Linked DNA regions of Homo sapiens: regions 1 and 3 are each linked to region 2. Evidence: chromatin loops called from intact Hi-C (ENCODE). Cell type or tissue: dorsolateral prefrontal cortex. All regions are shown on one strand. Links, peaks and the distances in the headings refer to the core of each region. The heading gives the core; the rest is flanking DNA.

Evidence for each region. Peaks named below come from ENCODE experiments on the same cell type or tissue, not always from the same donor. Only the 100,000 strongest peaks of a DNase experiment are listed, where the experiment ranks them.
Region 1: it touches region 2 in a loop (2.4-fold over the local background); 13 of 110 quality-filtered maps call a loop at or near these places.
Region 3: a loop joins it to region 2, with 6 times the contacts of the local background. A loop is called at or near these places in 20 of 110 quality-filtered maps.

The regions. Positions count from the first base shown.
Region 1 is chr9:117,154,520-117,164,734 of GRCh38, forward strand. The region is part of intron 3 of ASTN2 (astrotactin 2); the gene reads right to left. Among named protein-coding and RNA genes, the nearest start is that of SNORA70C, 22 kb to the right of the region's middle. In dorsolateral prefrontal cortex, for the core only: a CTCF peak has its summit at 5,947 (motif pointing right); no DNase peak of the experiment used is centred there.
Region 2 is chr9:117,402,924-117,413,138 of GRCh38, forward strand. The region is part of intron 1 of ASTN2 (astrotactin 2); the gene reads right to left. Among named protein-coding and RNA genes, the nearest start is that of ASTN2, 7.0 kb to the right of the region's middle. In dorsolateral prefrontal cortex, for the core only: a CTCF peak has its summit at 4,923; a DNase peak (open chromatin) is centred at 798; H3K4me3 peaks cover 1,109 bases; H3K27ac peaks cover 6,052 bases.
Region 3 is chr9:117,242,539-117,252,753 of GRCh38, forward strand. The region is part of intron 2 of ASTN2 (astrotactin 2); the gene reads right to left. Among named protein-coding and RNA genes, the nearest start is that of SNORA70C, 66 kb to the left of the region's middle. In dorsolateral prefrontal cortex, for the core only: a CTCF peak has its summit at 4,977; DNase peaks (open chromatin) are centred at 4,953 and 7,517.

The sequences.
Region 1 (10,215 bases), core at 1,429-9,428, 250 kb before region 2:
GAAATTAAAACTACTGTGACATGTATCTTAAAGCATTTGGTAAGCTAGGTCATTATAAAAGTTTGCAATATTATCACTTCATTTTTACTAGTAAACCCTAGTTACAAATTCTGCTTAACACATCCTTAATTAAACAGTATACATACAAAAGGATGAGATAAAACAAATGGTTAAAACATGTGAAAAATTATTTTATTATTATATACATCAAGGTCCAAATCCTGGTTCTGCCTGTTAGCATCTGCTTACCCTTGAGTACAATGACATTGATGTTCTGAGCCTCTCAGTTGTCCTTTGTTTACTTAATGGGGATAAAGATATATATAATAAGGATTTAAATAAGAAAACTGTAATATCATTCACTCATTGTGTGTTTAGTGTTTACTCTACACCAGGCACCATTACCTCATATGCCACTCACCACAAGCCTAGGAAGTGAGTGACATTATGGAGAGAGCCCATAGCTTGTCTGACTTCCATGATCTTAACCACTCTGAAATACAGGAAGAGGAGCAAAAGAAGAGTGTGGAGGGAACAGAGAAGAGATCAAACTGTGGAGTGCTGGACTGTCCCAAGCATGTATGGAGGCTGCTGTATAGATATGGGGTCCCATATGCATCCCAGAAATTGTTTCTATCCCATGGTAGATAATCCTGAATTGTCTTCTTCTTTTCCTTGTTTTGGCCCTGGTTAAAACTGGCTCAGCTAAATATTATAGATAACTCCTTTCTTCTCTATCCCCTTCCCAAACAGCAGCCAAAAAACTGAGCTAAGGCAGTAGAGAGGACAGGAAATCATGTCTTCAGCAGAGCAGAACAAATTCCTTCTCTGATGTTTTTTGGTGAAATAATAGAGATCCATCCTAGGGAGCCATTTGCACAGGGAGCCTGCATGTACGGGTGGACGGGTCTTGAAGAATGCTCTTATATTGCTAATGTGCACAATGAGGTAGAGAAATGTGATAAAAAGAAAGAGACAGAGAGAGAGAGACAGAGACAGAGACAGAGAGGCTGTGATAGAACCTCAAAACCAAGCCCCTCTCTGTGCAACACAGGAGACTCTGATAACCTCAGAAGGAAGCTCACACTCCAGGCACTGTTCTGATAAGGGTTACAGACTATCAAGTGCTATCTCTCTTCTCTGAGTATCCTCCTCCTCTTCCTTATCCTTTATCTGTCACCTATGGATTTAAAGCTCCAGACATTGGACCTGAATTAGAGGTAGGTTTCCAAGCAGACTTTTTTGCAGTCCACACCAATAATGTAGATTTTATAAACACATTCAACTGGACATTTTTCCTTCTCTCCTAACTTTTCATTCAATTATCTGGGCATCAGAGAGATCAATATGAGTTAACAGTAAGGTGACCACTAAAGTCTAGAACCAAGAAGAGCACAGCTTTACTCTTCATTGCTCAGACCATACCTAGGAGTGTGTTGACAGATGAGTGTTACATTAAGCATATTATTAACAGAGCAGAGTAGGTCCAGATATGAGAAGCTAGTCTGACATGGAAGATTGTAATGGTATCATGAGGAACTACAAGACTCTAAGGGAGTAGAAGTTAGCTGCCTTCAATTAAATGAAGGGCTATAGTACTAGCACCACTTCTAATATTAATGTTTAACATGTGTATTGCTATAGCTGCACCCCAGGCTCCACGATGCATGCATTATGTATGTTATAATTACAAGAACTAGTATCTTTTGAGTGCTTACACTGGGCCAGACATCTGCTAAAGGGTTTTGAAGTTATAATTTCATGACATTCTCTATGATGCTGCAAAACAAACACTATTTATAACTCTCTTTAACAGATGGGAAAACTGATCCTGAGAGAGATTAAGGCTCTTGACTAACACAGGGTTTCTCAACTTTGGCACTATTGACATTTGAAGCTGGCTAATTCTTTGCTGTGGAAACTGTCTGATGCATTGTAAGGTGTTTAGCAGTATTCCTGGCCTCTATCCATTAGACTCTAGCAGCCCTCTCCCCAAGCTGTGACAATGAAGAGTGTCTCTAGATACTGCCAGATGTCCATTCAGGTTGTGAACCAATGGACTAAGGTAACAACTATTATTTTATGAATCTACATCTAGAGATTCCTAACTAAGGAAAGAAGACCATGAAGAGGTGTTAACTGGGTGCAAGCCGGCAGTGACATCACTTTGCAAAAATGAAAACAAAAAACCCAGAAGAGATTAAAGCATTTGATAAACGTGAACTAAAAGGCAGGTCAGACCACTGACAATGCTTCAAGTCCATTATCCTGTGAATTTAAAACTTGAGGTTATTTTTATTCTGTTTTGCAGTAACTGTGGTTTAGTAGTTGTAGAGGAAGATGAAAATCTTAATTTGAAATGTCTTCTCCTTAGCAGAAGCCTGAAGAAATTCACCTTGCCTCAACATGTATGAGGTTAGGAAGGTGCCACTCCCAACTCCATTTATTCACTCCTCCAGCACATACACACAGACATACAGACATACACCCTCTTGTCCATGCCTCTGGGCTCAAAAACAATTGATCTGATTCGTTATCTAGCTCTCCGCAGAAGAAAGCTGAGATACAATAGCAAGTCATCAGCTGTGCAGCAAATTGGCAAGTTTCCACTGGTTTGTAATAAGTTAATGATGCCCAAGAAAGGAAGACATAGACAGGAGGGAAGCCCACAGCCTCCCACCTGTCTCTTTTCATGGCCAGAACATCTATCCCCTAAGCTGTATTTGAACACAGAGGAGGGAAGCAGAAAGGAGACATGCACATCTCTAGCAATTAGAGACTGGAAGGAAAAAAGACACATGGATCCAAGTTAGCAGGAAGCCTGGTGGAAGCCAATCATCCAGGTGGCATTTCAGAGTCAGTCCTCAAAAGAGCCTCATGCAAGGAATTATACCAAGATGAAGTTAAATTAAAGCTGGACTGAGTTGGGCTGGACATCAAAATGAATTCTTCAATTAACTTATATGACTCAGGCACTGAAATAAAAATGAAAAGGGGGAGAATATGGACTTCCATATCCAGAAAGCCAAGTCAGATCTATCTGTCTGGGTGACTTTAGCCTTCATCTGCAAAACAGGGACTGAAGCAACACTTGGATGTTGAGTATGGTATATCAAAGAAGAATGAAAGGTTTTCTTAGGTGGCATACATAAAGATGCAGAAGTACAAACTCATTTTCAGTTCAGAAACTGATGAGTTATTTAGTATGACTAGAGTTCAGTTTTCCTATAGGGTTGGTGCTATAGATGAGAAGGAGCGAATGACCCCATCGTGATGAGGCTTAAATGCCAAGCTACACATTTGAAGTTTAGTCTGTATAACATATATAAGAAGACTTTCATCAGAAGAGTGACACTGTCAGAGATATACTTAAGAAAGATCAGTGTAACTATAACTATGGAACAAGGATCTTAGGGAAAAGAATGCATCATGATAATAATGATGAAAAGAGCTGCAATTTATTAAGCCACATGGCATGTATTGGCATTTAGCACAGTGCCAGTAACTGTGCTAGGCATTTTACCTGAATTTCCCAATTTAATACAACAGTGTAAGGTAAATACTTATACAAAATAAAAAAATAGAAAAAATTAAGCCTATAATTAAAGTTGTGCTCAAAGTCTCAATAGTAATTATACGTGTAGTCAGGGTACTAACCCAGTTCCACTGCTAGTGACTATGCATTTATTCAAATAAACTGTGCAAGTCCAGATACAAAGATACAGATTTTGACTATAGCAGTATCAAAGGAAATAGAAAACAGGACATGCATTTAGAAAAGATATGTTTAGGGGTTAGAATGGGCAAGAATGAAAGGACTTAGATATGAATTGGAGGAGACAGGAAGAAGTCAAGACTGCATTCTAATTTTCCCATTTGGAATGCTATATAAGTATGATTTGAGAGTTAACTATATCCCGATATATCCAGAAGTTGGTTGGATGTTCCCCTTTGCAATTACAGACGGATGACTTGTCATTGATATGTTCCTTACTATGATCAACTTGTCTACAGAACTAAATCAAAACTTTCACCACAGAAAATTTTAAAATGTCATGGCATGAATAAATTTCCACATTTCCCTATCAGTATCAGTGAGTGCATGGCAGAAGGGCATTGGGTGAGGCCACGTCCTAGACTCTGGGATTTTGTCAAGACTAGAAGATTCAGGCAGATAGCCAGGAAGAACACTGGTGAAATGTGCAGGGGGGCTTGTGGAAGACTGAACTTGAAACTTTGGTAAACAAAATTTATGCAAATATTTACACTGTCCTATTAAATTTGCTTATCATGAATCTCTCTGTGGCTTTGACCTACCAGGTAAGTCAAATCCTTGTGGTCTCACTGCTTTTCTGGGACAACAGACATTGCACTCACTCTGATCTTCACTGCTTGCCCACCTTCAGCAAAGTCTCCATCCCTTTCTGCATCCTTGTCCTCTTGGATGTACCTGGCCCTCCCTACCTCATCCTCTCTCCAGTCACAGTCCTCATTCACTTCCAAGCTAATTGTCTCCACTGGTGTATGCAAACGAACCATTTATGGGAAATGCCGTGGAATGTTAATTTCATTTGAAATTGGGTAATTGCAAAAAGTGCTTCCACTTTTTTATTATATAGAATGAATAAGTATTGTATTAATAGTGCCATTTCCAATTATGACCACTATCGCAGGCCTGTCGTCTGCTAACTGTGGGTTATTTTTCATGGAGCATTTTTCTGAACAGTTTTTTTAAAATCCCCCCTTCTTTGCACCATTGTAATTAAGATAATGCAGAATAATTATAAAAACATTGGAAGCTCAAATGCCAGCATAGACTATCCAACTAGTGCTGCATGCTTATTCTAATTTCTCAAGCGAAAAAGAAAAAGTGTTGGAGTCTACTGAGGAAGGCGGATGAAGGTTGATGAAGTCAGCAAGAAATTGGCCAGAACAGCTCAGAAAACCTGGCCAGAGCCCATGTGTGGGGAGCTGAGCTTGATTAGATATTTCTAGAAAGCAACCAGGAAGTGTGCTAAAGATTTTTGGGTATTGAAAAAATATTTATTGAGCATCAATTCATTATTGAGTTGTGTGCCACCATGCACAGCTAAATTTTGTGCATCTACTGTATATCAGGTGCTTGATATAGATGATCTGATTTCCCCATCAAGACAACTTCATGAGATTTGTTTTTTATTACCATTTGACAGATAAAGAAACTAAAAGTCTAAGACGTTAAGGAAGTTGGACAACTTGAAAAACCAGAATTTGCAAGCTGAGATTTAATCCTCGATTCTACTCTTAGCTAGTTATGGCAATTAGCTAGTTATTGCTATTAAGAACCACTCCAAACAAGATTGTATTCATCAATGTGTTTGTGGGTAAAGTGGAGGTCAGATTAGTCTGGCTAGGCTCAGTTTTGCTCCAAGCTGCAGATTGAGTTCAGGTTTACTTCATGTCTCACATCTTCTTTAAGCCAATGGACTATGTGGGACATATTCCCACAAAGATATGAAAGTCACAAGAAGGATACTCCACTATGAAAATGCATTTAAGGCCTTCGTTTGTGTCCTACCTACTTACATCTTAATGGTCAAAGTAAGCCAGATGGCCAAGCTCAACATCAATAGGATGGGAAAGTGTACCCTGCCCACAGTGGCCAATGGGGAGTGAATATTTGCCGAATGGTAATCCAAGCTATTAAATAACATACCTATAAAATGTTTCAAGTTTCTACAACACCATGAAAATCACACAGGATCTAAGTTCCTAGGGGGCAGGGGTCCAGTCAAAGGGAGGCATCTGTGGTGACACAGAAGTGGTATAGTATTATGTGACCTGGAGCAAGGTAGTTCCTCATTGTCACTTTTCCCATCCATATAAATCACAATAACACAGGACCAATCTCCCTAAAAAGGCCACTGGAGGGTAATCACAATAACACAGGACCCATCTCCCTAAAAAGGCCACTAGAGGGTGACTATGATGCCTATAACAAGTTTTAAGAAATGGAATGCTTCTTTGTATGCTCATGTCCTATCAACTTGTTCTGCTTTATTCTTCATTAAACATATTATATATTTATTTTTATTATTTTTCCTCCCTTGAGTTTCCAAATGTATGCTAAATGAATATAATGACTTTCTATTTCATTAACTTTTATATTGCCCATACCTAAAACACTGACTAGAATGTAGTAGGCACTCAGTAAGATTTCTTAATAAGTGAAATGCAAGGTGTGCAAACCCCAGCTTATAAATATCCTGTATATGTAACACAAAGAATGATACAAAGAACTGAACTTGCACTAACTAGGTACTGTCTTGACTCTGAAGAAAGGACAAGGTTTTGTGAGAGACACAGTGGGATGATGAAGATCATAATGGGAAGAGATGGTGATTTCATGTTGGTACTAATGATAATGGAAATTATAAAGTACACACACACACACACGCACACATACACACACACAAATGGTCCCTCAACTTGAAATCAAAAGTAGTGATGACATTTTCTGAGCTGTGAAATTTTGGCAGATCTTTTAACCACTGCAATTCTCAAGGGATCTTATCTATGTAATTGGTTTAATAATATAGACTGCCAGAATATCTCAAGTCTCTGAGATAACATGTTAAAGCATCTGACACAAAATATATGTAGCTACCAGGATGATGATGATGGTGGTGGTGGGGACAGTGGTAGTGGTAATGATGATTAGCATTCTCTTACCATGTTGTTTTTCTTGGGAAAGGAACACAAAAATAACTCTTGTGAAAGTAAACAGAATTAAAACCACACAACAGATACAACAAAGGGCTGGGGGTTAAAAGTGAGAGAAAGCGCTTCCATTGAGGAGAACTGGAGCAGCTTTATGAAAGAAAAGGCGTTTTTTTTCTTTTTTCTTTTTTGCAAGACAGGGTCTCACTCTGTCACCCAGGCTAGAGTGCAGTGGTGCAATCTCGGCTCACTGCAACCTATGCTTCCTGGGTTCAAGCAATTCTCCTGCCTCAGCCTCCCTAGTAACTGGGATTACAGTTGTGTGCCACCATGCACAGCTAATTTCTGTTTTTTAAATAGAGACGGGGTTTTGCCATGTTGGCCAGGCTGGTCTTGAATTCCTGACTTCAAGTGATCTGCCCACCTTGGCCTCTCAAAATACTGGGATTACAGGCATGAACCCCTGTGCAGGCTGAAGAGGAGGCTTCTCTAAAGACTCTTAAAGACTATGTAAGATTCATATATGGGGAGATGGAAGAGCAAAATTCTGGCAAGGGGAAACAAAGCAAGAAAATCTACAGAGAGAGAAAAGGGCACAGGTAACAGTTACAACTGTCCAAACAATTTTCACACATTTTTCTTTTTCTTTTTTTTTAGAATCTTTAGATTTATCTTAGCAATTCCAGAGTTACTATATTAGTTGATTTCTATAATAGCCATGTATGACATATAGGACAGTTTATATCACCACTTTATAGATAAAGAAACAGAGACTCAAAGAGAGTGCATAATTTAACTTTGTAGCTGGGTGAAAAATGGAAATTTCAGCTCAGACCTTGAAGTGACACATATCAGAAATCAAAATGAGTTGGAGGTAGATCACCCAATAGATCATGAGAAAAGCAGATAGATAAGAACCAGTTAGTAAACTATTAAACTTTTCTATCCTATCAGGGGAAGAACAGGTAACTTTTGAAGAGATGATTTATAGAGGATTTTTTGGGAAACAGCATTATTGTGAGCCTCACCTCCTCCTTCCTGGAGGTGAGTGCCTGCTCTCTTGGCAAGTGTAGAGAGAAGGGTTCTCTCAGGACTACTCATGGAGCTTCACTTGTGGTCCCTGGCCAGTGATCTGGTGTCCAGGTTTACACCAGGGAAATGTATGGAATGAGATGGGCTGGCCAGCTGCTCTGGTGAGAGCAAAGCAGAAGTATCTGTGTAGGCATTCGCTTATATGCCCAGAGCATTCTCCAAGGCCCAGGTAGGATGACAAACCAGAGAAAACAAGCATGTGGTTAAAATACAGAAGAGCTACTAAAAACAAGGACTCTAAGCCAGACTGTATGAGCTCCAATCCTGGCTCCTCCACATACCAGCTGTGAGATCTTGGGCAAGTTCTTTAAGCTTTCCTAGCCTCGGTTTCTGTATCTGTAAAATCTGTAAAATTCAGATAATAATTGTACTGTTGTACAAAGGGTGTTGTGAGGATTAAATGAGTAAATATAGGTAAATCATTCATTACATTGTAAGGCCTATGCATATGTTGGTTAGTTATCAAAATCATCCTAAATTCCGTGGAATAAGGATGCCTGGAGGGGTGAACAGATCTCATTAGAGAGAAGCCAGAGAAATTATTGGATTCATAGAATGAGTGAATGAACACATGGGAACATGCATGCATCCAAACACATTAAAGAAACCTCAGAAGAGAGATGGGTAGGAACAGGGACTGGTTTCTAAGGAGACCAGGAAAATGCTCCCAGACAAAGATCTTTAATGTCTACCGGGATCACTGAAGTTGAAGTCAGGTTATGAAAATGCCAGTCAACCTTTCCTGCTCCTCATACCTTTCTCTGCCAGGCTCCATCTACACGGAAGCCCCAGAGGGGTTACAAACAGTAGCTAAAAAGTAGGGGAGGAGGTAAGTGACAAAGAGAAAGCAAGCAAGTTTCACCTGCCTTCCTCAGCTCCCAAGACAGCTACAACTCCAGTTAGGGGAGCAGAAGGGAGGCCCACCTTTGAGTGGAGACTGAAAGGTTGGCAAATATATGGCATTGAACATCTCTGAATTGAGACTGTATTTTGTACATTCAGTAAATGCTGGACTTTGTATTACCTAATGCTGATCAGAAAAGTCACAGGACTGCCAAGTTTTCATCCAGGGGCAGAGGAAAAACTAATGCCATAATACTACTCAACAAGTATAAAGGGTGATAGGAAATAAGAGTAAAGATGCTTTGTGACTGCATCACATGGGCCATTCCTGGACAGCATACTGGGTTACAACTTTCTCATACTATTTTTGTAATACTTACTATTTTATTACATTTATACAACTTTTTTTCACTCTAGCCAGGGCTTTTAAATAAATCATCACAACCAATCCAGATAAAAATTACTTAGCATGGAAGTGGCAGAATTTGACTTGAGTCTACATCTCCCAACTCAGGAACCATTCTCCCTACCATGAGACAATCGATATATACAATTTATGAGTCTAAATAATGCATTTTTCCCTTTAGTTCACACTTGGATTGACCATTAATAAGTCTTTTTTCCCCCAACGGGTTAAGTACTTTTGCTATATATTCCCATTTTATTGTAGACTTCCACTCTTGTAACACTTTTCATAGGTGCAATGATGTGTGATTGCTACCAATTGAAAATGACTTCCACACAGGCAAAGGCCATATTTGTATAACTTATGACTCTCCAGCGACCAGCATAGTGCCTGGCATATAGCAGGAACTCACTATATGTCTGATAAATGAATGAATAAATGGATTAATCATCATTTTCACCATCAGTTTCAAAGCACTGATCTTTTTGAGTTCAGTGATTTTTTGATTGATAAACAATTGGTTTCATGCATAAAGATCTGTCTTGAAATATATTTTCAATTAAAACATTACATCCACTGGGTTTTAATATCAGTTTTAGAAGCATCCACTTTTAGAGGTATGTGAAACCTTCAAAATCATGATTTTCATATGGGGAAACTGAGTCCCAGAAATTGAGAACAACATTGAGACAAGGTCAGGATGAGAATGCAGGCAGAAATCTGCCCCTAAGTTCAGCACTCTTTCTGTGACTTCCAACTGGCTGAAGAACCCTTTGGCCCTGTATAGCTGATTGTTTTTATGGATTCATACTCCAGGGTATCACCTGGTGAGACTGTCATTGGGTGTAAATGAAAAGTGAACAGAAGCCTGGAGGAAGCTTCCACTCTGGCATAAATAAAGGAGAGCAGAATCCTAGCCTAATGTTGTATGAAGTTTGGGGAAAGATCAATAGCTATTAAATCAAAACAGCCTCCTGGTCTCCTTAAACCCCTGCCCCCCAATCCCCTCCAGGTAGCCAGCAGGCTCTGAAGTGTGTTATTCATGGGTAGATTTGAGGTTGTGAATGAAGCATCCTTATGAAACATGGGCCTGAGCTGAAGCAGCGAAGGTTCCTCAGGGCATAAAGATAGGGATCTCTGACTTCTCCATGGGATGTCAGGCTTTGGTGAAATTT
Region 2 (10,215 bases), core at 788-8,787:
AACGAGGAATACAAAAACAATCTAAACAGAGAGAAGAGAATAAGCATGTTACCCTCAGACATTTGCAAGTAATTAATGAGGCTAGAGCCTCGAGGGAGGAAAGGAACATTGGAGGATGAGGCTGAAGAGCTTCTAACAGGGCTTCACTTCACAGAGGTTTTCTAGGTAAAGGCCAGGGTGTCAATACACTTGCTGAAGTTCAGATTCCCAGGCCTCTCCCCAGGAGCCTCAGCAGGTCTGGCCTTGAGAGCCTGAGGTCTACCGTGATTCTGATGATCAGCTAACTTGAGGAAAGCCTGGGTTAAATAATCTGGGAACTCTTCCACCTACAAATCCTGGGAGCCAAACAAGTTGCTGCTGGCTGTAAAAGTCTTGAAAAGAGTAATTCAGATAATCAGAGGAAAGGAAGCATTGAATAAGTGTGCAGCCTCCCATGGGGACCCTCTAGAATGGAGCTCTGTCCATTTGGAGGACAATAGGGAATCCAGAATGTTTGTCAAAGGACCAGTCCTGCTCCTGAATAGTCACCCTGTCTGGCACCTGGCTCTAATTTGGTGCTATCTCCCAGCTCTGTGCAAGTAGACCAGACGTCTTCCTGTGCCTTCCCCCGATGCCCCACCCCCTTCCCTCCTCCGCCCTCAGCCACCACTGAAATGATTCCCCCAAATGCAGCTATTACTGTGACTGGAAATCTCTTTACTGCTGATTCTGCTAATGGAAATGTTCCTTCCCTTTTCGGCTGCTTGCAAAGCCACTCGTGACTTCCCTGGGTGCATGAGAGCAAGGCTTTGTCAGCCAGCCACCACCAGAAGGGAGAGGATTCTGCCCCGCCTGCTCCCACAACACCCACCTGCCTTAGACTCAGTCTCTAAGAGCTCTTCTGTCCCAACTGTCCTCAAACAACCCCGGAATTCCCTGCTTCCCCCAGCTTCCCCCAGCTCCAAGAGAATGAGCAGACATCAATGGTCAATTTCATCCTTTTTTGCCTTGCTGGGGAGGAGGGGAGGTGGAGAGAGGAGGCATAAGAGGAGCATGAGGGAGTGGAAAGAGGGGGAGGGGAAAGGAAATTTACATTCATTATTGATTCATACCTCCACCTCCTTCCAAAAAAAGGATTCCAGGTGGCGAAGAGGCACAGAGCCCAAGCTGTGTGCCAGATGCTGCGCTAGGTGCTTTGCACACACTATCTCCATAAGGATCACACAGCTTAGTGTAAGTAAAAAGTTAGCACAGTGCCCAGTGCTGACTAAAATGTGGTTATGGAGGGCTCTCCAAAATTAAGTGACTATTATGTTTTCTTCATGTTATTGATGGGTAAGCAGAGGCTCAGAGAAGTGGCATACATAAATCTAAAGCTAGGAATTAGCACATCTGGGATTTGATCCCAGGGCTTTTGGTCCTCAGACCTAGCAAAAGTCTCACTCTAGCACACTGCCACCATCAGAGGACCTGAGCTAGAGACTTGGTTGTGCTGTGGATTAGCTGCAGGACCTTGGAAAATGTATTTGTCTTCGCTACATAGATGAAGGAGTTGGGTTGGATCTCAAAGGCATCATTTTACCTCATTCTAATAATCTAGAAGGATACACTATATATTTGGATTTATATAGCATTATAATATATTACGTATGTGTGTGTATGTATGTATAATATAGATCCCACATTCAAGGAGGAAACACGAAAACTGCACAATGATGCTAAGGAGTACTGAGTGGAAAAATTTGACAAGGTTGAGCAGGAGTGAGAAGCAAGTTCACCTAGCCAGATAGCGGCTACATCTCAGACTCCAGACACCCTGATCATTTCCCAAAAAAGGACATAGAGCTTATACAAATTTCTCAGAGGACAAGATCACTGATCCCCTAGTAAACACTTGGCAGAGCATGAGGTGACAACTCTCTAAGAGTTGGGAGGAAGGAAGAAAAGGGGGAAAAAAAAGAAGGAAAGGGGATGGGGAAGAAAGGAGGGAAGGTGGAAAGAATAGAGGGAGGGAAGGAGAGAGGAAACCAAGAAGGCACAGAAACATAGGAGTTTGCTTGTCAAGTGGGTCCAGGAGTAACAAGAGGCATCTGGAGAGTATGAGACAAGGCCTAGATGCTGTCTTGGCAAAGCAGCAAGGAGCAAGCAAAGGGGCCTGGGGAGCTGCTAAGTCAGCTCCTGGCAGCACAGAACAAGGTGCTCAGTCCCTTGGGCCTGTGAGGCTGTCACACCTGAAGTTCCTATATAAGAAACGCCTGCAGCTTCTTGGTCATGAGAAGAGGATGACATAAGAAGTAAAAAAGTCTAGAGATGAAAAGTTGAGAGCATCTCTTGTTCTATGCAGCATGCAAGGCAGACAGAACATAGACTATGGAACCAGGCAGACCTGGATTTGGACTGAGCTTAGCTGTATAATAGCTGTGTGATCTTGGGTAGGTTCCTTCACTCCTCTGAGCCTCAGAACTCACCCTATAACATGGGATGAGCTACATCTGTCCTTCAGCACTGTAGAAAGAATAGATAACAAATGTACCATCATGGCACCTGGGACATAGTACATGTTACATAAAATGGTCACGGTTTTCATAGCCTATCCTATGTAGGATGATAAAGTCCAGTTACATTACAACTCTGGAATTCCAACTCCTCCTGTCCCCAGTTTCCCAGCTGCCCTTCCCTAAGATGGAAGGAAAACACATAGGGGTCAGTAGATCTGGGATCTGGCATCTGCTTTACCACAGGCTTGGTGACCTTGATTTCCCCATCTTTATATAGAAGTGTTTCAGTTAGATAATGTCCTAAATTTTTCCATTTCTGATATTTGATAATCCTGGAACCATGGTGTATCATTTCCCTGAAACTTGTATTGTCTCTTCGTTTGCTACAATGCAAAGTTTCTAATCATTTACCTGGTTTCCAAGCTGCTCAAGACAGAGTCTTCTCCAAACACAATGATCTTTCCTCTAATCACATTGTTCTCATTAGCCATCCTGCAATCACCCCAAAATAATCAGGAGACAGGAGAAGGTAGCAGCAATGGCTATGGGTGCTTAGAAGAGGGAAGGCTCTGTGGGATGGATAGTGTTTAGGCTCACTCTTAACAGGGTAGTGCAAATTCAGCCCATCTCAAGTTTTGTCTACTGTGGATTCTGGGATGACACTTAGCAAACACAGAGTTCTAGTTCTCTAAGATCTCCTGTACACCTACAATGTGCCAAGTAAAGGGTGAGTCACCACAGCCCCAGAGATGAAGGAGGTACATTAGCTGCTCACAGGGTACATAGGCAAACAGCGTGAGACACATGAGGAAACACACAGCGTAAATTCTGGTCTCACTCTGCTCCAAGCCACCATTACTTTTCATCAGTAGAGACTCCTTCAGGCTTTCCTGCACCCATCGTTGGTCCTGTACAGAGCAGCGTAGGGAATTCTTTTGAAACATAAGTCAGACCTTGGCACTGTTTTGCTTAAAATTCTACAGAGCTCTTGATTTCACTCAGAGTCAAAGCCCAAATCCTGACAGTAGTCTGTACAGCCCTACATGACTGTTCTTTTCTTCTCTGACGTCTTGTCCTGCCACCCCCCTCCTCCACCACCACTTGTTCACTGCATTCCAGCCACACCGACCTTCATGCTGTCCCTTGAAAGGTCCAGGTGTGCTCCTAAGCTAGATAATCAGCTAGGATTATCTAGCTAGGAGCTGTTCTCCGCCTGGAATGTGCTTTTCCTAGATGCTGCTTGGCTAACTCCTTCCCCTTCTTTTAGCCTTTGTTCCAATCTCACATTCTCAATAAGCTCTTCTCATTCTATCCTATTTAATATTAAAACCCGTCTCCTTATCTCAGAACTCTCGATTCTCTTTTCCCTTAGTTTTTTCCCTTTTCCATAGAATTTTTCATCTTCTCACATACTACATAACTTATTTACTTATTATGTCTGTTGTCATTGTCCCCTAACACACACACACACACACACACACACACACACACACACACACAACACAGAGGGATAAAAGCTCTCTGAATGCAGAGATCTTTGTCTTTTGTTCTCTGATGTATCCTAGGCACATAGAACAGTGACTCTCACATCACTGGTGCTCAGTGATTCAAAGGGCCTGGCTATGATTATAGCAGTCTTTATTGATAGTGGGCACCAAGGCTCAGAGTGTTCAACTCTGGTGCAGAGGGGTCAGAAAAGGCTTCAAAAATAAGTTGACACCTGAATTCGGTCTTGAAAAGCAAGAAGGAATTTCCCCAGGGGATGGTGAGGTAGAGGTGCCAAATAAGAAGGAAGGGTTCTTAGTAAAGGACAATCTGGCAGAGTGTGATCAGGGACCTTGTACTACTACAATAGGGAGAGGGAAATTCAACACCTTCAGAACAATGGGGAAGCAGTGAAGTGCTTTACAAGAGGATGGCCATTATCAGATTTGGGCTTTTAATAAAATCACTTTGTCTGCAAGTACGGAGGATGGATTAGAGGGGATAAGACTAGAGGTAGACAGATCAGTGCGTTGACTGTTGTAATTGTAGTAGAGAGAAGTGTTGAGGCCTGACCTTGACAGTGACTGCAGTGCTGGGGATGAAGAAGTAGTTTCCCTTCATAGTTTGTAACCTACAACATGCTTGTCAAATTTCAACTCACAGACTTGGATGCTTACATATTCCAGTATGCTAGTAAGAAAGCTACACATATTTCAGTTTTGAATCTTGCATTGTGTAGTCATCACCCACTCCTTTTCCATTCAAAAGGGAGTTCTTTTGGGGGGCTATTGTCCAAAAGAGCTATAGTCAGTAGAGAAAAGCCAGTGAAAGGAGAGAACAAGTGCTAGAAAATAGAACAACTCTCATTGAGCATTGCTGCCTGCCTCTTTCTGGGGGCAGAGAGGCTGTCTGCTCCATTGCAAGGAAAGAAAAACCAGCTCTCTCTCTCTCACTATAGTTAATCTTTTGTTGCCACTAGCTGGTCAGTATGAGAACGTGGGAGAGTATCAGCTCTGGAAAGGAAGCCTCCTCTAATGCTGCTCCACCCCAAGGTTAAACCCGACTCTTTTTTTCCTTTCCTGAAAAGAGCAGATTTCCTCCACCCACCCCCAAAGGCAGCTAGGGTGAGAGGCAGTGAGGCTTCCTTCTGCCCCAGAACAAAACCCATCAGCCCAGGTGCTTAGGATAGATTGGAGCCAATCAGTTGGATACTCAGGCAGGAAAACCAATTCAATTTCCCTAAGGAGATTTTTCCTTGTAGATTTTTTTTTTTTGGCAGGGGGAGAGGAAAGAGTGTCCCCCTTTATGATGCTGAACTAACTTGTAGAATCTGTGATATGTTTAAACCCAATGCCTTCTGTGAGAGGCCCAGCAATGTGATAGAAAGAGGCAGTGTGGGCTTCAAGACAATTGGGCTTAAATTTGGACTGTAGGGTAGGTTTCTTCCCTTATCTAGGCCTCAGTGTTACCATATAAAATAGAGGGGTTGAATTCAATGCCTTGTGAGTCTGTGATGCTGGGAGCCCATCAAAGTCGACGGTTGTGGTGACAGTTTTCCAGACTTCATTCAAGAGGTCGCTGTCAGTCTATCCTCCTCTCCCCACATCACACATATTCACAATGGCCTATGGCAAACAAGGCTTAGTGTATAACAAAGCAAGGAGGTGAGAAGCAGGAGGCCTTGCCAGCCAAAGGCCTAGTCAATCCTCCTGCTGCACCTGCTACAAATTAAAATCACAGAGTAATTTTGCAGACTGAGGTCCCAGTTCAGGAAAATGATCAAGCCATGGGTCATGCCAAAGCTTGCAGATCTGCCTAGGTTGGTATCACTGACCCCCCAAGAAACAGCAAATCTGGTCCACCTTGACCAAATCTAAGCCTTGCTAATGGTTGAAATGAGCTCTCCCCTCTCTCTGCCCTACACTGTCTCAATAACATAGTACTTTCTGAAGGAAGACAACGTATTTCACTCTGCCCTGAGCATTAAATAAATTTCATCGGCTTTGAGATGGAAAGAAGTGGGGTAGGGTATGGAGTGAGGGAAGTGAGTGGAAAAGAGTAGAAGAATTAGATCAGAGGCCACTAAACACCACCTCCCCCAAGACCCTTGTTTATAATGTCCCAGAAACCTAGACCATCACACCAAGATGGGAACTTGAAGTTTGACTGCTAACCAAATATCTCAATTAGCAGTAAAGGACTTGGTGACCAAATGAAGAAATAACATACATTGTTTTAATCCTATCTTTCTCTCAAGAAATCAAATTTTCTTGCTTCTCCATCCCAGAATCTTTCTCTCACACATAAGAAAAAAAAGTGGAATTGATGCTAATGAACATTCTGTGGTCAGAAACCCCTAGAGAAGACACAGCTCATGACTATTTATAAGGATTTTTTCCTCCCTCCAAAAAAATTACCATCTGCTTTGATTCAGCAAAAGGAGGTAAAAGCAAAATTGAGTAAGCACTCATTGTCCACCTTTAGAACCAAACCAGAAAGCAATAAGGGTATACAACGGTCTGCAAGGAAGTGGGTCCATTCTTCGAATGTCTGCCAAACGGAGGTCCAGTCTGTGCTTGAATACCTACAAGGTGGATTGTATTACCGTTAGGGGTCAGCATACTGGGTTGTTGGACAGCTCCAGGGGACACAGCCTCCTGTAGGGCTCAGCTCTATCCTCTCAGATCTTTCAAGACATTCGTTAGAATCAGACACCCTCCCCTTCTCCAACAGAAAACATACTCTTAATTTGTGTAGACTTTTCTTTAGGGACAGGGTCTCCCCCTGCCACACAGGCTGGAGTGCTGTGGTATGGGCACAGCTCACTGAAGCCTCAAACTCCTGGGCATAAGTGATCCTCCTGCTTCAGCCTCCCAAGTAGCCACCACACTCAGCTCATTGTTGACATTTAAAGGAAGCTTCTCCAGCCCTCTGTGGCTAAACTCCCTTCTCCCAACCATTCTTCTGGCCAGGTTCCTGGCACCTCACTCCTTCAAGGAACATTTGCTGACCTGAACAAGTTGGCATTTCAAACCGTATCTTCCTCCTTCTTCCAGGCCATCAGCTTCTTGCATAAAGCAGCCTTTGGGATGGTCCTTTGGGACCCCGCCAGCTCTACGCATGCAGGTGTACTTAACACAGACTAATGAATAGCTTTTCTTTCTTCACACTCCCTCCCCCAAATACAGATCACACGCCTCTCCTGTCAGGTTGATATGGCAAAGCAAATTACTAAAAAATGTTGACAATGAGTGCTTATTCAATTTTATTGCTTTTTCCTGCTTTTGCTGAATCAAAGCAGGTAGTAAACAGTCTTGCCTGACCACTATCAAGCACAGCAAGAAGGATGACATTTCCCTACCTGTGGGCATGAAAGCTAAATCCACAAGCAGACCCCGGGGGCTGCCTGGAGGTAAGTGAGGACTGAATGACATACAGGTTCACCTTAGAAGCCCTGGGCTGGCAGTTGTTCCTGCTCAAATTCTTTCTTTTCTATCAGTCCTTCCCACCACCCTCATGTTACCAGTAAAGGAAAACAGACAGTACAAAGCAAGAGGAGCTATCAGAGTCATGGAGTAGGTCAGGGCACTTCAAGTTCATAGAATCTTTACACGAAAGGATTATTTTAGAGCTCATCTACCCACTCATATTGCAGCAGAAAGAATTGAAGCTCTGGGGGATAAATGACTTATTCAAGGTCACAGTGAGCCAAAGCTGAGATTTCCAGATCCTAACCAGCGTTAAATTTCTAAGCTGCATTTTAGCATTCCACTTTTCCTCATTTTGCCTATTAAATCCTCCAAGGCCTAGTTCAGGTTCTTTCTGGTCCAGAAAGTGCCCCCAGTCTTCTCCAATTCTACAGAGATGCCTTCCTTCCCTGATGCTACAGAATGTATCATCTCCATCACTCATTGGCACCAATAAATAAAATGCCCTTTGACATCCAAGAGTCATGAAACTTTGAGCTGGAAGGGTCATTGGATGTCATTTAACTCATATTTCAGTTTCAAACTTACATAGGTCAGCTCACCAAGGTAGCTGAAGTTCCTTTGGAGAAAAGCTCTTGTCTAACAATCTTGATGATTGTTATCCCTCTCTATTCAGCACCATAACCTGCATAAACTTCATATTTGGTTCAGAATACCAGTTTAGCAACCTACAAGAATGTAGGTGTCTGGCAGACCAGGATTCCAGTTCCAGGTCTGCCATTGATTCCTGGCATGACTTTGGATTACGCGTTTGACCTCTCTAAAAATACTTCCTCATCTGGCAAATGGGAGTAACAGTAGAGCCCACTCCATATATGTTATGTAAATTAATAATACAAGGCAGGAAGAAAGCTCTTAGCATCACATTAAGGATTCAATAACTATTTGCTATTCTTTGATCACTTTCAGGGAGATTCACTTTGTCAATGTCATTGACTTATAATCAGATTCTAAAGAAGAATCCCAGGCAAACAAACTTTGGAGATAGTTCACAACTGAAGGAAACTTCCATTTACTTAAGGCAGGCTGAAATTTGATAGGGAGACTAGAAATACAAAAAGGAAAGGATCTGCAAAAAAAAAAAAAAAAAAAAAAAAGACTTGCTTCCAGTCTGGGCATTACCAATAACAGAAACAAAAGAGGCAGAATGGAGGGAGCCAGGGTTAAATATGAAGGTGACCTTGGTGCACGCAGATGGGAGATAGTGCATGCAAAATTACCTTGAGGTCCCCCACTGGAGTTTGAATAAACTAAGAATTCTTCTTTTTGTTTGTCCCCCTTTAATACCAGGGATGGTTTACCACCACTAATTCTGGTCCCAGGACCCAAAGTGACCAGAGGGCTTTGGTGGACACCATCACCCCCTAGTGGTAGCTCCACACTCCCCACTATTGGCAGAGTTTGGCATTTACCAACTTTGCATGCTCAGCTGTGGCACTGGCCATGTCCGTATCCCCTGAACTGATAAGCTGATAGTGAAAGCTGCCCAACTCGCCAGAGACAAACGTTAGGCAGGATGTTTAAAAGTCTGGGGATGGGATGGGGCTGCCTTGGGACACTAGAAAGAGATGGCCATAAATGTCTCATAGTATCAGCCCCAACCCCACCCCTACCACCACCCCCACCTCACCCCTCCCCCCCCCAACCCCCAGCGGGCACCAACTCTCATTTCCGGCCAGCTAGGTCCTCCCAGAACTCATTGTGCACTCTGTGTTTACACACAAACAGTGGAAGACCAACACAAATAAAAATCCCACGTCTCCCTACACAGCTCCTGCTATACCCAGCCATCTGGTGACTACCTCGCTAGCCAAATCCCCGTTGAGAGCGCCTAAAGCTGCCAGCCCAGGGCGCTAGGGGGAAAAGGAGGAGGCAAGAACCCAATCCCCCGCATGCATCCAAAAGGCTCAGCGCTGCCAAGGAGGCCAGCCCCGTGCTCTCCAAGGGGCAGAGGGTCCCAAGCTGCCAGGCTCAGGGACCGTGCATCAGAGGAGGGGGAAGTCTCCATGTGCAGGTTGTTGCCAGGAGACTCTCAAGCAACACATGGGTCCTGGGGGAATCAAGACTTCTAATTCCTCGCTCAGGTCCTCACTCAGCTTGTCCCAGGCTCACAGGCACCCATCCTGTTTGAAAGCCAAAGTTAAAAATGGCAAAGATTGTCAGTTCCAGGAATCCCGGGGCACCTATACAGATGGTTGGAGCAGGTCCTCCATATCCTCGAAGACTTGAAATGCTCTGTGGTCCTCACTGCCAAGTCAGGCCATACCCAAGGACCGTCTCATCCCTTCACTTGAATGGCCGTTTGGGGGGCGGGAGGATTTCCACCCCTCATCTCTCAGAGTACCCCGGAGTAGAGAGATCTAAAGGATGAAGGGAGAAGGTCAGGAATGGAAGTGGTAGTGAAGGGATACCTTCTGTGTCTCTAGAAAGACCCTTCCCCACGGGGAGGTGGCAAGAGCCAGCTGTGAGCCTGAGGTTAGTCCGGCGGCGCTCTAAGGAACACCACCTCCACCCTCCTTCCCTTTCTCGGACATGGGCAGCCCCACAGGTGCACGTGGGAAGAGCTACTGGTTTGTGTGTGTCTGTGTGTGTGTGCTTGGTGCGTCGCACCCCAGAAGCGCCGCCGCGGGGAGTCCCCGAGGAACCTGCAGGACGCTCCGCTGCCTCTCCTCCCGGAACGCTCGGCACGCTCAGGTTACAGCCTGCGAGGGTGGGTACAGGGGCTCGACCCCCGAGGTTCAAGCTCAGAGCGGGAGAACCACTGG
Region 3 (10,215 bases), core at 1,341-9,340, 160 kb before region 2:
ACACCCTCTGCATAATAAATGCCTTATGGCACCCTGGCCAGCACATATACATATGGGTGGCCTTGGAGACATCATGGAGGGTTTAGCCACTGCTACCAGTCTATTCTCAAGAGGAAGCAAGTGGGCCTAAGCATGACTGGAGATGATGTTTGGTAGAAAAACCTGCTGTTCCAGAGGCATGATAAGAAGACTTCCCTAAGGGAGTCCCTTGATACATATTATGTGGTCCCCACTGGTGTGTGGAACCAATCAAGTACCCTGGGAGCTGCCCAGAGCAAAAGTGTGTTTTGGAATCCCACAGGGAACTCCACTCTGTGTGTCACCCTCTGTGTGGTTCTGCAGGAAGGACACTAAACTATAGCCTTCCAGTTTGCTTGTTGATTCCTGCATTCTTTCATTTATTCATTCATTCAATAAATATTAAGTAATTAATCATCATCGCCATCGTCATCATCATCATCACCATAATTGTTGTTGTAATTTATTAAGAGTCTTCCATTTTTCAGGCACTTTGCATTTGCATAGATAATTTCCTTCAATTCTTTTTGCAAGAAACATATTGCTATTCTTCTTTCCTAATAAGGAAACTGAGGCTTAGCAAGGTCATGTGATATGGACAAAGTTGCATAGCTAAGAAGTGGCAGAGCTGAGGAGTGATACTATGTTGTCTAACTCTCGCTGTGGTTTTCTCACTACAAAACACTGTCTAATAATTGTATAGTACTTTGTTGTGTCTCAGAAAGTAATTATTTAATTCTCATAACTGAGAACAGACTGAATTAGACTTATTTTACAGAAGGGAAACTGAGTATCAAACAGGTTAACCAACTTGCCTGAGGCCACCCAGCAATTAAGCTGGTCTCAAGCATAGGTCTTCTCACTGCAAGTACAGAATCGTTTAAAATAGGATATAATATTCATGTTTACAATTCCTTCAGTGATAATGACAACCATTAATAATCCTGGAAGTTATTAATTACTGATGCCTCACTATGTACCGGAAGCCCTGCTAAGTGTTTTATTGGAATTCACTCACTTAATCCTCATAACTATCCTACAAGGTCAGTGTGACTACTACCATCATAACGTCACTTGGCTCGAAGAATTAAATGAAGGTTGCCCAAGCTAGGCAGCTAGAAAATAGCAGAGCAGGCATTAATAGCAGGTTTATCTGATCCTTATTTCCAACTAAAATTCTTAACCCCGCCACCCCTCCCCATGATGTACAGGGCAGGCCTTGGGAAGGATAATAAAGCACATTCAGACCCAGACACTGTCAGATACTTCAAGGTGGCTACCCAATATGCATTTCCCTTTCTTCCTTAGTACCAGCCCATGCTTAGTACCTAACCATGATATGGTTAGTTTTTGTGTCCCCACCAAATCATATCTTGAATTGTAATCCCCCTAATCCCCACATGTCTAGGGAGAGACCTGGTAGGATGTGAATCATGGGGGCAGTGTCCCCCACTCACTATCATGAGCTGTTCTCATGATAGTGAGTGAGTTCTCATGAGATATGATGGTTTTATAAGCATCTGACAGTTCCTCCTTCACACACTCATGCTCTCTCTCACCTGCCACCATGTAAGACGTGCCTCTTCCACTTTGGCCATGATTGCAAGTTTGCTGATGCCTCCCCAGTCATGCAGAATTGTGAGTCAATTAAAATTCCCTTTTTAAATAAATTACCCTGTTTTGGGTACTTTGTTATAGCAGTGTGAGAACAGTCTAATACAGTACACCTGTAACTAACAACTACATCTCAGTCAGGTGGCTATATTCTGGCCACTGAGATGTACATATACATACTAGGAGAAAAGCTCCTTAAAGGCAACTGCCTCATCTGGGAGGTGTGCCTTATTATCGATTTATTTTTCTCTCCCTTCCTGTTGTTTGAGTAGTGAACATGATAACTGATTTTCCTACAATTATCTTAGACCATGTGAGTCTAAGGATGATCCACATGGTCTTATCTTAGAACAGTGGGGAAGGAAGGAAGGAAGGTAGGACAGTGGGGAAGGAAGGAAGGAAGGGAGGGAGGGAGGGAGGGAGGGAGGGAGGGAGGAGAGGGAGGGAGGGAAGAGAGGGAGGGATGGAGGAAGGAAGTAGGGAAGGGAGTGAGAGATGGATGGATGGAAGGACAGAAGGAAGGAGAGAAGGAGAAAGGAAGGAGAAAGGGAGGGAAGGAGGGAGTGAGGGAGGGAAGGAGGGAGGGAGGGAGAGAGGGAAGGAGGGAAGGAGGGATAGAGGGAAGGAGAGAGGGAGGGAGGAAGGAAAGATGGCTGGCTTAGGTCCTTGAAGACACTGTGAAGCTGCTATACCATTCCAAGCTCTCCTATCATCAACGTGAGAGAAAAATAAATTTCATTTTGTTTAATGCACGATTATTTTGACTTTTTTCAGTTATATGTAGGCAGATCTAATGTCAATGAATACAGACCTGCCCTCAAGTAGCTCACAGTCCCGTAGAGAAGATGAATATGCAGCAGACATATCATGATACAAGTAGAAGGTGGCTAAAGCATTGAACAAAACTAAAAAAAAGAGCTCGATTCATCCTCCGTGGCCTCCACGGTAATGACCCTGACAGCAAAATCCACAGGCCAGGGCATGCTCTCTGTGTAATGGCAATGGATAAGCTGTCTGTTCTGAAAGACGAATGCATCCATTTCAATTAGATGTGCCCAGTGCTACGATTGTAACCAATTAATCCTGCCCATCTGAAGGCTGATTAGTCGGAATATTTGGGTGAATGGATAATAACAGGCTAATAAGCCTGCTATCCAAATGCTGCCACACGTCTTTTTTGACACAATATTGTGGATGCATTTGCAGCATCTGTGACTAATCTTCAAGTGGCGGGAGGCCCAGTTTGCAAAGCGGCACAGGGACAGGGCTCAGGGCTGCTGGAGTCTCAGCAGACAGAGCCTACTCCATCTAGTCCTCAATTGTGTGTTTGGATCCAGGCACCCAGACTCTTCCTCTAATGACATCCTTCTGCTTCCTGAAAGGTGGAGACCCACATTGCAGGCACGGAGGCTGGGTGCAGGGCCAGGAGGCAGAAGGTCTCAGTTTCAGGTTTCAGGCACACCCTGAATGCACTGGGTGATTCAATCATGTCTCTTTCCCTCTATAGTTTTTTAATTTCCTCATTTGTACTACTCACCATAATCCCGAAACAGTCTTACTTCTGCCCCCTGGTATCTGCTCACCATCTCCTTGCCTAGTACATTCTTTCCCACTACTCTTTGCCTAGCTAATTCCTTCCCATTCTTTAGGTCTCTGCTCTTTAGGTCCTATTCTTTAGGTCTCTGCTGCCTTCTGGAAACCTTCTCCAGCCACTCTTTGCCTAGGTCTCTGGGCTACATAGAATCCTGTGTTTCATGTATTTTAATGAATATTGCATGAGTATTTACTAGTCCACTTCCCCCATTCAACTCCAAGCTTCATGATGACAAAGACCACGTCTACTTGCTTACAACTATGTCCCTGATGCGTGGCATAGTGCATGGCACAGACAAGACAAAATAACATGTTTTCTAAAGCCTTGTTCTCCCCATTTCACTGAACTAAGAGGCAAAAGGAATCTGGAATTGAAAACAAACAAAAAAAAGCCTTGCAAACCTCTAAATTGATACACAAATGTGAGGAATTAGGAGTAATGAAAAAGTCCTTGAAGGTACAGAAAGAAGCAATTCAATTCTTGCAAGAGATTCACACTTGCTCAATGTGTCACCAATAATTACTCTAGCTTTTCCTTCCCTCATTTGTTGTAATTAAGACATAGTGTTTTCATTAGGGGAGAAACCAAGGCCTAGAGCAACAGAAATTATGCACAGTGCAAATCCTGGCACCATGGCAAACTAGTTGTGTGGACGAGGAGAAGCCATGCAACTCCGCTGAGTCTCAGTGTCCTCTCTGTACAATGGAATGAAAATCTCCACTGCAGAGCTCATAGGTGGCTGTGAGAATCAAACAGTTAATGTGTATAAAATGACTTGTAATTTGTAAAATGCTGTAAAATTGTCCATTCAATAACTTCCTGCTGGCATCTCTCCCAAAAAGACAGTGGAACTCGGATTTCCCATCCCTAAATTCTGGGGAAGAGGACAGAGGTTAAAGGAGAGTATGGGGTGTCTGATGCATTTCTTCACTTAATTCACTAAATATTTACTGAGCATCTAGGGGGTACAAGGTGCTGTGCCAGAAAATAGGAAACAAGAGGTAAATAAAGTGTGCCCTTATTTCAAAGTCCTTCTAGTCTGGAGGTTAGGGGGTGAAATGGGCAAGCAGGTGAACCAGTAATCACCAAAGGACAGGGTGTATCTGCAAAACTATGAGCTCCTAGAATGGAGGGATGGTGGATACCAGCCCTGGGGTGATTATTCAGACCTGACCCAGAAGCAACATCTGGAATAGTTGAAGGTCCATGGATTCTATCTTGTGAGGGATTTTGAACAGAAAAGCAACTAGTTTCAATTTACCAGTTGAAAAAAGATTCTGGAGGCAGGCAAGGAGCCAAAAGCACTGAGGAGGGAGATCACGGCAGGCAGCTAAGTGGAGTCTATCCAGAATTTTGTAGAGAAGAATGGAAAAAGAAAAATCATAACAGAACAAGAGAGAAAAGTAAGAGGGACTCAGGAAAGAATATTAATTGAAAGTGTGAGGAAAGAATGTCTAATAAGAAACTTGTAAAGATAAAGACAAAAGAAGCCAGGATTAGCGGCTTGCCTCCTTAACTTAGGGTCTTTTGAGGCTATCTGCTGCCAATACCATTTGTCACCCAGGCTGCCCTCCTGGCAGTAGAACAGAAACCTGTCTAAAGCAGCCCCATCATTGATGAAGTCCCCAGGAATGGGAGACAGCTCAGACATGGATTCTGATTCTGGGAGTGGTGTGTCCCCACTGAGTAGCCTCTCTCATCTGCAGTTCCTTCATTTGTAATAAGAGGGCAGCAACACCCACTTCACAGGAGCAAGAGTCTTGAGTATGGGATGATTTGTCCCAAATACAGTCCTCGAATAAAACTTAGTTTCTGCTGTATTGAGAATAAAATTAAAAACAAAAACAAAAACAAAAACTGTCATCCAGCACCAGCAGCTCCTTCCTCACAGTGGAGGCTGCAATGTGGTGACAGGCCCACAGCCCACACCTCTAAGAGGTTCATCCTGAGATCTGGCTCTGCTTCCCTTCTGGAAAGAAACAAAATGCTTCATTTCTGAAGATGGAGGAGAGGGAGAAGGCTGTGTCAGCTCCTTTTCCTAGAGGTGCTGGGCACCTGGCACATGGCACTGGGGTGCAGCAGGTGCTTGCAAGACATGACTCATATATGTGCCTGTTAGTAGTGACAATCCCTTTATTGGTATGAAGCATGGCTCATGAAGCCCTTTAACACGCTGTGTCTCATTAGTACCTCTCAGCGACCCCTGCACAGTGATCTTTTTATTCTTAGCCTCCAACAGACAATGAAAATGAGGCCCAGAGGTAATCAGGTGTATTCACAGACACTATGGTGTGAAAGTCTATTTACCGAACACTGTCATGTGTCAGTCAACGCCCCAGCCTCTGGCAGAAGAATGAGATATAGTCTCTGATCTCAAAACATTTCCCATCCTGTAGAGCTATAGACAGGAGGAAGGGTACCTTGTCTACATCAAGTGAAGTGTTATGGTGGAAGGAAGCTTCGAATGGTGAGTACACACTTAGGATGCTTATGAAATTCAAATAGCAAGGACAAAGGCCATAGTGGATTCTTGGAGAAGCTGAAATGTGAGTTGAGTCAACAGTAGCTACTTGCTTAAGTGGAATCGAATAAAAAGAGGAGTGACAGCTCCAGTTAGAGGAAATAGAATGAGGAAAGACCTTCCAGTGAAAACATCATGAAGTATCTTCCATGCTACGCAAAGTTCACAATGTCTAGTGCATACAATATAAGGCTGGGAGTGGCAGAATTGCATTGTTTGGATCCTAGAGAGACTTACAAGTGAGGCCATGGAGTTAGGTCAATCCTTAAGGGAATGGAAACCATGGTAACTTTCCAAATGTGTGCTCAGTGACTAGGCTGGAACCGCAATACTGTTGGACAATGACAAGACAGGTCTATGTCAGTGGCACCTTTCTAGAGACAGAAGCAAAGTCTGTAGTTTCTGCACAGTTTGTGCTATCATGTGTTTGATCAAAAAGCAGAAGGGTGGCATATAGTGCAAACCCCAAACACCCCATCTGGAAAAGGTAAAGGACATGTAGGAGATGGTGCCAATCATCTACTTTTAAATACAAGGTCAGAAACTCTCATGCCCTTTGTGCAACACCCAGTGTTGTGTTTCTCAGACTTCATCAAGGCTGGATGGACTATCGGGCTGCCTCACTGCTGATGATGAGGTTCGGGGCAAGTCTCTTCACTCTCCAGGCCTCAATTTCCACATATGTACAATGGGATGATTGAGCCAGTGGCTCTTTGTGCTCGCTTCTACCTTTGGCATGTGACAAGTCTTGCTTTCTAATAAATTTTTCAGTGAGTATTTAAAACACCTGTTCTCCTGAGCAACTCCTGTAAGTCACATTTGCAAGGGAAGGAAAGAACATAGCTGTGGCTTGATAACCCATAACTGCTGAAGTCGTATGAAGTTCTTCAAGTAGCTACTTGGAGAGAAGAAGAAAGAAAAACAAGGCAATAAACCCTAATGGAAAAGAAGGAAAAGAAAAGGATCCACGGGAAATCTGTTCTCCCCAGTCTTAAATCTCAAAGTCACGGTGAATGCTGGCAGCATCTCTCTGTCCTTTCTGTTTAATCTCACATCTTCCTCCCTGCAACCTGTCCTCTTTCCTTCCTCAATTGAGTACTTAAAAGTGAAGGCTTTATTTTCACTCTGATTCTCCTTTCACAGATTGTGCAAACTGGAAAACCATTTAAGATCATTTTGCCCAGAGGTTTTCAAACTTTATTTTGTAGCAGAACCCTTTGTTCAAATGAAATTTTACACTCAAAGGCCAACATATAAAATTTATAAAAGGAAAGTTCCTCTAAGCATGACGATCGAAGGCCATGCATGTGGTTCCTCTCTTCACCCACCACCTTCCCCCTGGTCTTGAGGCACCCCCACAGATCCCTCAGGTCCCAAGGAGCATGACATGAAAACCACTGACATTGTCTTTTTTTTTTTTAACTTTAAAGATGGAGAGGCTGAAATCCAGATTTAAGAGGGCACTTATTCAAGCCGTATTACTGGAAGTCAACAGAGTTGGAGCCAGAATTCAGGTCTCTGGGGTCCCAGGGTAACACCTATGCCCTTATCCTGTTGCCTTCTTTGTCCCAATCTGTTGAGACCTCAGTCTCAAGGGCCTTCTAAGTGGCATTCTCCCCAGAAAATGTCACCGCCTACTCATCTCCTCTCTCCCTTTCTTTAGAAACTCACTAACCGCCCACTCTGAGTGCTAGTTCTGCTGTTTGGAAGCACATGTATCAGCTTCACCTGATGTGGCAGACATATTCTCTAAGCCTGGGGCTTTTCCATTGCCCACTGCCCCCGCAGGGACTTCTTAATCCAGGTGGAATCAGAAGGCTTCTTATGAATTTCATTTCATTTCAACACACACACCCACACACCCACACCCATAGTCTTTAGTGATGCAGACATAGGAACTGGCAGAACCAGCAATGAATGTGCTAGGCATCAGAAGACTGGGTTTGAGTGCTGGTCCAATTCTTTTCAACCTCTTTGATCCTGTTAGACACATTTCTTTGCCCATTGAGGCCCCTGCCCTCCTACTTCACAAGTTAGTGTTGAAGATCAAATAAGATAATGAAGACAGAAGGACTGATAACCTATAAAGTAGTTTATACATGTAAGGAATGATTTTCTTTGGTAAATTTCTCATCATTTCCCTTGGGCAGGATAATTTTTATCAGTTAATCCCTAAAACCTATTTCCAATTATCTGTTAATTTATTAATGGATAGTTTTAGAAAAATATTTTTCTAACCATTATTTGATCTTGCCTTCTACCAAAACCATTCATTTATTAATTCATTAATTCCATAAACACCAATGAAGCACCTACTATTAGGTTGGTACAAAAGTAATCATGGCTTTTGCCATGACTTTAATGGCAAAAAACAGCAATTACTTTTGCACCAACCTAATATTTGCCAAAACACTGGCTCCATTGGTCTCATAAAGTCCAAGGTCTCATGAGAAACACAGATACTGTCATTCCTGTGGACAGTGCTTCAAATGGGGAAACACAGACTGAGAGAAGCATATGGGAGTGTGTACTCTAGCCTGGGGTGAAAGGTCCCCAAGGGCTTCTAGGAGGAAGTAATATCTCTGCTAATATCTGAAGGTTGAGTTGGAGTGATCTGATGAAGTGGGTGAGGATAAGACAGGAAAACCCTGAGTCACCCAGAAGAAGGGAAGAGCAGGTGGAACAAGGCTGCAAGTAGTTCAGAAGGGCTGAAGCAGGGAGGGCGTGGCCACAGGTGAGGCTGAATCAAGAACAAGAAGGAGTGGGAGCGCAAATGGTTCTATGAGTGAAGCTGAGGAGTCAGCACTATGACAGCATCCTCGCTTTGCAGAGGAGAAGCTGAGAACCACAGAGATGAAGTTACTTGCTCAAGGTCACAAATGGAAAGCAACAGAGATGGAAGGTCAATCCTCAGCTCTGTCCCTCTGCCTGGAGCCCTCTACTCAGATACCTCTGTGGCTTGTTCACTTCCTTATACCATTCATAACTTCAAACAAATGCTATTTTTTTTTTTTAGGTAATGCTTTGTGCGACACCCTTTAAAAAAATAGAACCACCTGTCATTCTCTATCCCATTACCCTACTTCATTTTTGTCTCATGATACTTATTATAAATATGGTAATTTAATATAATATAAATTTATCTATTTGTGCTTTGTCCTCTTCTTTGAAAAAAACATAAGCTTCATGAGGACAGGAATTTCATTCTATTCATGTTGTCTACCTGGTGATTATAACAGCACTGAGCACATGGCAGGAACTCAATAAACACTAAATGAATATGTACCTGAATAAATGAATTTCAACCTATCTAAAGCCCTTGCTATGATACTCAAGTTATATTTCTGTGAGTGATGGGGAGTTTCTAATCTTTTAGCTGCTATTAGCAGGAGAATAACATGATAGAATCTGGCTTTAGAAAGTTCACACTGGTAGCATTGTGAATGATGAATCAGAGAGAGGCAAACCTGGAGGCCAGGACAGTGAAAGGCATCAGTACTAATTCTTGCCAGGGAAGATGATAGTGTAAGATTGTCTACACTAGGTAGTCATAAGAGGGATGGAGAAGAGAGTCTTCTAAAAAGCCTGAAGCCTCAGGCAGACTATCAGCACAGGAATTGGGAGCTCACTAAGAGAAGAGGTCATAAAAGGAAAAACACATCTCCAAGGAGGCAAAACTGTTCTCATTTCTAAATATTATGCCCAAAAGTGGCTAGAATAGTCTGTCAAATTAAATTCCTTCAGAACAACCTCTGATAAAATTATATTCTCTATAGGTTGGAGAAGAGGTGTCTTTGGAAGACGATAAAGGAGATTTTTGCATTGCCTAATAATGATGGGGATGAATGTCTTAATCAAATGGAGATCAAGGCCAGGCTCATTTGATAAAGAGGCCAGTTTCTCTGAGAAGATAGAGCCTGAGCACCAAGGGACAGTAGGATGCCCCCGAAAGTGAATTCTTCCTCCTTGCTTTGTGCATATGCATGCTTATCTGTGGCCAGAACTCTGGAGGCAAAACTAAAAGGTGGTGGTTTCTGTTCTGACAAAGCCTGGACAGAAACTAAGAAGATGCTGCAAGTAACTAATTTGATTGCATCCATTCATTTCCCTCGTTCATTCATTTAATCAACCAGTCCACCAGGGGGTCTTCAGCTAATACTTGCTGATATTCTCAAAGTGCCAGACACGCACTACCACCAAGGACAGAGCAAGAAACAGGACAGATCCAGGCTCTGTCCACATGGTGCTAATGGCCCAGTGTCTCCCAACTATGTTCTTTGCACAAGGTCATTAAATTAAAAAAACAAATCGTTATGTTGTTAGAGTGTTTTATATTTGCCAGGGACTAGATATGTCTTGTACTATTTAATCAGCAATTCTATGAGGCAGTTATCATCACCCTCATTTGTCAAATAAAGAAGCTGAAGCTCAGTGAGGTTTAGGAATTTGCAGAATGATGCAGCCTGAG